Linked DNA regions of Homo sapiens: region 2 is linked to region 1. The links are chromatin contacts, found by Hi-C or POLR2A ChIA-PET in ENCODE. All regions are on one chromosome and are shown on one strand. Each heading gives the region's core, a stretch centred on a gene start or an enhancer-like site at or near the end of the contact. The rest is flanking DNA. Distances are from core to core; before and after follow the strand shown.

Region 1 (3,014 bases), core at 231-2,730:
TGGGCAAATTTGATGGCTGTTTTCGGATTGTGGTGGTCAATGACCATTTAAGGCACATGAGTGAAATGCTGAAAATGAATCATAGATGGGCAGGTGAGGATGTGCTTTGGGAGTATTGGGGAAACCCCAGGCACCACAAACTTGCTGCTCCCAGTATGCACTGACCCTGGACAATTTTACAACCATAGACATCATGCTGGAAGGGTTGAGAGAAAGGCTTTAGTCCTTGAGGACACTTTGGGGTTTGTGGGAAGGATGTGGGCCACCCAACTACTTAAATGTGAATGATCACGGGGTTTGTGTAGGACCTTTTCTAGGTTACAGAATTACTTGAGACTTGGCAAAAAAAAAAAAAAAAAAAAAAAAAAAGTAAGCAGTGGTGGGTGAGAAGTGCGGGGGTGGAGAGTGGGAAGGCTGTTTCTTACTTAATATGAAGTTAGATGCCACCTTGGAGAGGAAGTTAGTGTAAGTTCTAAATAAAATTTCATCATTCAGGATTTATGTGAAGGCATGTTGACATTGAGGAGGAAAGGGAGGAGATGGGTTGATGAGAGAGATGAGAGGAGCTTCATTTGAAGAGTTCTAAGTGGGGGAGTAATTAAATTGATGTGGTTTCTCTTGAAAGAGGGAATAGAAGGACAGATAACAGTGACATGCACTTGTCAAACTAAACTGTGTACAGAGTGGCCCAGTGAGAACACATAATCAAGGGGTTGGTGGTGGTCTTGAACTCTTAGGGAAGCAGACAGCAGGCATCAGTGGGAGTTTGCACAAATATGAATCACTGCCTATTTCACTACACTCACTAGGACCCTGTGAAGTACTTGAGGTATAAAATGCACCACCTGTAGAGGATGCGTACCGGTATTGGAGGGAGGAAGGAAAATCTATATGCGTACCCTGACAGTGAAAGGGAGACCTAAGGAAGATTTAGTGTGTTTATGAATCACCTTACAAGGCAAACCTGAGGCTTCTGCATCTTCTTTGCTGAGCTCTTAATGTAATGCAAGAGTGCCCCCTACTGTAAAAGCTTCTAGCATTGTCTCTGAGGAAATACTGGTTTTAGTCTAAATTGTCATGTAATATAGGACAGATGACCTGATGGAGAAACCAAACACACAGTTAAAAATTCTGCCAATTAACAGTCAATGTTATGTTATTACTCAGCTGTCAGTTGTGCCTTCTGGACCTGGAAATGACTTCGTCTTTAGCTGCTTCTGTCTTCTTGATTTACATATATATATATATATATATATATATATTTTTTTTTTTTTTTTTTTCTGTAGAGCCTCACAGTATCTTCTTTCCTTCCCATCCATTCTGTCCACTCACAGACCAGTCTAACTCCGCTGACCCAGGCCCCTTCTCCCAAAGATTACAACGGCTTTCTCTTCCACTCATCGAGTGCTCCCTTCTTCACCTAGCAACTGAAAGTGTGATGTATGGACCAATGAGATTCACGTCACATGTGGGCTGGTCTGAAACACGGAATCTCTGGCCCCACCCAAGACTTACTGATTCAGAACCTCCATTTTAACAAGAGCTATAGTTTGAGCAGCTGTTGTAGAGAATCTCTGCCTCTGTCTCCAGAGTGGATCACAGAAAATGACATGAAAATTTTTTTTCCATCCATCCCTCCTCAGACTCCCTCTCCTCCCCATGGGGTGGAAATCACTTTGAAATCCATTCTGAGTGGAACTGAAAGTATTTTGCAATTTATACTCCATAGCACCTCACCAACCACTGGCTTCCATGATCTCACACAGAGCCAGGCATGGGGGATGCTGCTAATCCTTTCTCTGACTAAATGGGGAAAGTTTGGCTCAAGGTCTGTGATCACCAAATGACTTCAGGCCTTCCATTTTATGACCCCAGACCTCAAGCCACCTAGCAACTGGACTTACTGGGATTCCATAGGTGGGTAAGCATTGAGAATCTCTCCCTTCCCCAGCACTTGGGTAAGAGGAATGGTCGAAGTCTAGTTACAATGGGTTGCTATGATGTCAGGAACAAGTCGCTCAAGAATCCAGCTAGATGCCTTCGTAATCAGCTGAAGGAATTTGTTTCAAAGGATAATTAAGGACTTCCTGAGCAATACACTCTACTGTTGGAATGCCACTCAAAAACTGTAATTTGCTAGCCTTATGAAGTCTCTGACCCCACTGGGACTTCAGTGTTCCCTGGCTGCTATCCCCAAATGCATATCTTATATGTTTAAGAATTATCTCTTCTTTATGTTCCTATGCTTATCTGTACTAAAAAAAATTCCTTCTTTTACTAAACTTCCTCCAAAGTTTTACTTGGCCCTTTGAAAGCCTCATTCCATTACTTACTACAAGGAAACTCTCCCACATCTTTAACCCCTTCATTGACTGTTTCCCTGAGGTTATTATTTCAGTGAAATCTGGCTTCACCCAAAGGAAGCCACTTGCTCCAGCCCCAGCTACTGTTTGTTTTATCACACTTTGTGGGGACTTTGAGCAACACCTTCCCCTTTTGAGGTGTCTGACTTTCTCATTGCTTGTAGCTACTAAGTCACTACCACCTTGCTAAATGAGGATTTTGGCATTAGATGCAAGGTCTTGCTAACAATTTGGGTGACTTCTTCATGAATGAGTCTAACAACCTTGCCTCAAATTTCTTTGATCTTGTCAACTCCACAGGTCTACACCCGCAGACTATTTCAGCAGCTGCCCCCCACCTTCTTATGACATAACCCTGAAACTTTTCACCTGGAGCAGCTCAGTCCCTAGAATCTTAATCTCAATATACTAATCTCCGTCCACAACCTCCTATTCATCCAGGTTTTGCTCTTGCTTACTCCTTCTACAACTGTTGTTCAACTTAATCAAGACCTCAGCTTTATCCAGACCCTGTAGTGCAGTGTTTTCCACAAGAACTCTTAGTGATAATGGAAATGCTCTGTCTCTGTGCTGAACAATATGATAGCCACCAGCCCCTGTGGCTATTGAGCAATTGATACATAGCTAGTATGACTGAGAAGATGAATTTTT
Region 2 (2,997 bases), core at 296-2,795, 82 kb before region 1:
ATTGCCTGTAGAAGATAAATGTTTGTATTATTTGACTTAAAAAAAGAAACATATGCATGTTATCTATTGAAAGCTATAATGTTAAAATAATGATAAGACTCCATCAGTCTGGTATGCCTTTTTTTTTTCTCCCCAGGAAATACACATGGAGGCTGGTGCTCAGGCCCCGGGAACTGACAATCTAATTTGATGCCACTGAAGCAAAGTTCCCAAGACAGCTGGTAGCTTGGACCAGGAATCCTGTGGGGGCACTGACGGCCCCTGGGGCCAGAGCTGACTCTGTGGCCCTCCCCTCCATATTCATACACTCTGTAAAAGCTACCTGTCCCCTTGTTAACACGTGGCAAGCGAGTCCTTTCTGACTATATCACAGGCAGAAACAAGGCAGAGGCACAAGAAACTACCAACAGCAGGCGTTTTGGTGCGCGCTCCCGTTCATTCGCGTGGGCGACCCGCTGCCCCTTCTAGGGGCACTGAACAATCCAGTTCTGAGCCGGGGAAAGCCTTGATCCTGTAATCTGGTCCCTACTTTCCCCCACGTTCACGCCCAATGCTCCCAGGCTGGAGCTGCTCCGGCGTGTGCCCCTCGTTCGGCCCGGAGCCCTTGGCCCCCAGACCCCGCCACGGCCCCTCCCCCACCAGGGGCGCTTTCCTCCCGCCCTCCTTGGGTTCCCCGGTCCTACCTGCGCCGCGGCCAGGGCTCCCTCGCACAGAGGCAGCTCCGGCCCCTCGGCCGTGGGTCTCCACGAGGATGAGCTCTGGTCTGATCTCAGGACTGCGCGCAGCCCCGCTCCCTATGCCAAGGTCACGGTCTTGGAGAGGCGCGTCTGGCTCGCTGCGCTCCCGGCGCCCGCCTTCGGGTCCGGCCACAGCAGCCCCCGCAGACCCTCTGGGCGGCCGCTGCGGCCCCGGCCCCGGCCCCGGAGCTCCGCCCCTCTCCTGCTCCCCGCCCGCTTGCCCCCTCGGGGTCCCCAACTGCCGAGCCCAGCTCCCCTCGTAGCCCACTCGCGGGCTGCCTTCTAACCCCTACCCCAGTTAGTCCCGGTTCCTTCACCGTCTCCTTAGCCCGCAGAGAGCTTAGCTGACTCTTCAGGGTCGCTGAGGGCGCGTCTTCGGTTCCCCGAGGGCCACAGGCCGGCTCGGGTCCCCAGCAGACGGCGAGCCCCGCGCTTAGGTCCTCTCCTGCCCTCTCCCGTGCCGAGCCAGGGGTTCCCGGCTCTCAAATCCTGTTCCCGCTGTCCTCTTCCCTGACCCCTACTCCTTGGCGATGGAAAGAAGCTTAGGGCGCTTACGACGCCACCAACGTTCTCTGTGCCGAGGGTGGCACAATTTTTTTTTTTCTGATATAAGGCCAGAGATTCACAGTAAAATAAATACAAATCGCGTGCCCAAACTCTTACTCATTCTGCAAGACTCAGGTCAAGCGTTGCCTGTGCCGCAAGACCTCGGTGCTGGCAAACAGCTCCCTCCTTCCACTCTCCTGCGCGAAAGGGCGTGCGGTCCTTCCTGGCTGCAGCCAGGTGCCTGTTGCACTTGGTCTACTCTACCCGACTCCACAGCGCGCTGCTTGGAGGCCCGGACCTGGCCTTGCTTATCCTTGTCCCTAGCCCCTGGCACGGTGCCTGCCACCCATCACAGCACTAGAATATTTTATGAATAAGTGGAAAATTAATTTCTTTTGTAGAAAACCAGTTTTTTTGTATGTGTTTGTTTGTTTTTGGCTTTTTACTCTCAAATAAAGCATACTCCTTTGGGTGGGCAATTTGCTAGGCTCTATAAAGAAACACCAAAAATATTATCCCCTTTAATGCAGTATTCCACCCTTGCGGAAATTTCCAGAACAAAATAATATTCGTGCGGAGATTTTTTTTTTAGCAGGATCATTTGTTACAGAAAATAATTTTAAAAACCACAAAAAGCAAACAGAGCCAAACTGTCAACAGTAGGAAATTTGTTGAATAAATTAGGGTGACTTAATGGGACATTATACAACCATTAAAATGATAAACATCAAGACAGAAGTGCTTCAAATTCTTTTTAGAATAAGGAGGGAGTATGTATTTATTTATAAAGCAAAAAAAAAATAGGAAAACATGAAGTAACATGATAAAATGTTTGCAAAATACTGTTAAGCAAAAAGCAGAAAATTGGGTCGTTTACCATGTTTAAGAACTTCAAATAAAAATGCAGATTTCTTCTCTGCAAAATGGCGATAACATCTACCTCAGGGGGTCCTTGGAGTGTTAAATGAAATAGTCAAGGAAAGTGCCCTGTATAGAATGGATACTCAACAAAGTTTCCATTTCTTTTCTTCAATGGAACACAGACTCAAATCCAGCATGTCAAACACATCCTCATTATGGCCAAGTTCTGCCCATTTGGCTTCCTTTCCCTCAAATACAGGGTAGGAGAAGGAGCTGAGCAAATGCTAAAGCACCAGTGAAGGGGGCAAAATCTGGTTAATAGGAATAAATGTGAAGTCCTCCCTCAGGCCGAAACACCCAGCAATGTAAGTAATGGAGGATGTGGCTCAGTAGTGGTGCCTATCAAAATACCTTAGATTTTATTTTAGTTGGCTACAAGCACAGCTTTGTGAACACCCAAAGGCTGAACGAGTTCAGTTCAAAACCCGAATGAGGCTGCAATCTTAGGCTGAACTGATGCTCTTCACTGGTCGGATTACACCTGGGCATAATGTCCAAATTTGGGCACTATCTTTAAGAAAGTATTACTCTGAAGATCTATTATTGCTTCCATTTTAAAGACGAAGAAACTGATGCATACAGTTTCAGGTATTTAGGGTTGGGTGGCTAGGAGTTGGCAGAGCCAAGAGCTGAACCTGATCAGCTTGACTTACAGTCCTGGTGCTTGATCACTTTACCAGTGTGTCCCAGTGTGTACATCTTCCAGTAGAGATTGGAAGCATGGTATTGGGTGGTACACAGACAATACAATTAGATAACAGTGGATCACAAGGTGAAAAAAGATATGCCCTTT

The links. A loop is a pair of places that touch in the nucleus more often than their neighbours do. ChIA-PET counts read pairs that join two places held with the same protein, here RNA polymerase II (POLR2A). Pooled maps may share reads with other maps.
Region 2: a map of Calu3 shows a loop between it and region 1 (2.6-fold over the local background). The contact joins the promoter of CASR here to the enhancer-like site in region 1. A Hi-C loop is called at or near these places in 1 of 168 maps with a recorded cell type or tissue (Calu3) and 4 of 50 pooled maps. POLR2A ChIA-PET finds 5 or more read pairs at or near these places in 1 of 52 experiments (WTC11).

What each region holds. Positions count from the first base shown.
Region 1 is chr3:122,099,762-122,102,775 of GRCh38, reverse strand. The region is part of intron 2 of CD86 (CD86 molecule); the gene reads right to left. Among named protein-coding and RNA genes, the nearest start is that of CD86, 46 kb to the right of the region's middle. RefSeq lists an enhancer at 1,527-1,716. Within about 2 kb of position 1,480, at least 3 of the 41 ENCODE cell types and tissues checked have a DNase peak (open chromatin) inside an H3K27ac peak, as active enhancers do.
Region 2 is chr3:122,182,216-122,185,212 of GRCh38, reverse strand. It overlaps CASR (calcium sensing receptor), which reads right to left and starts at 1,545. Exons shown (of 7, transcript NM_000388.4): 1 at 1,401-1,545.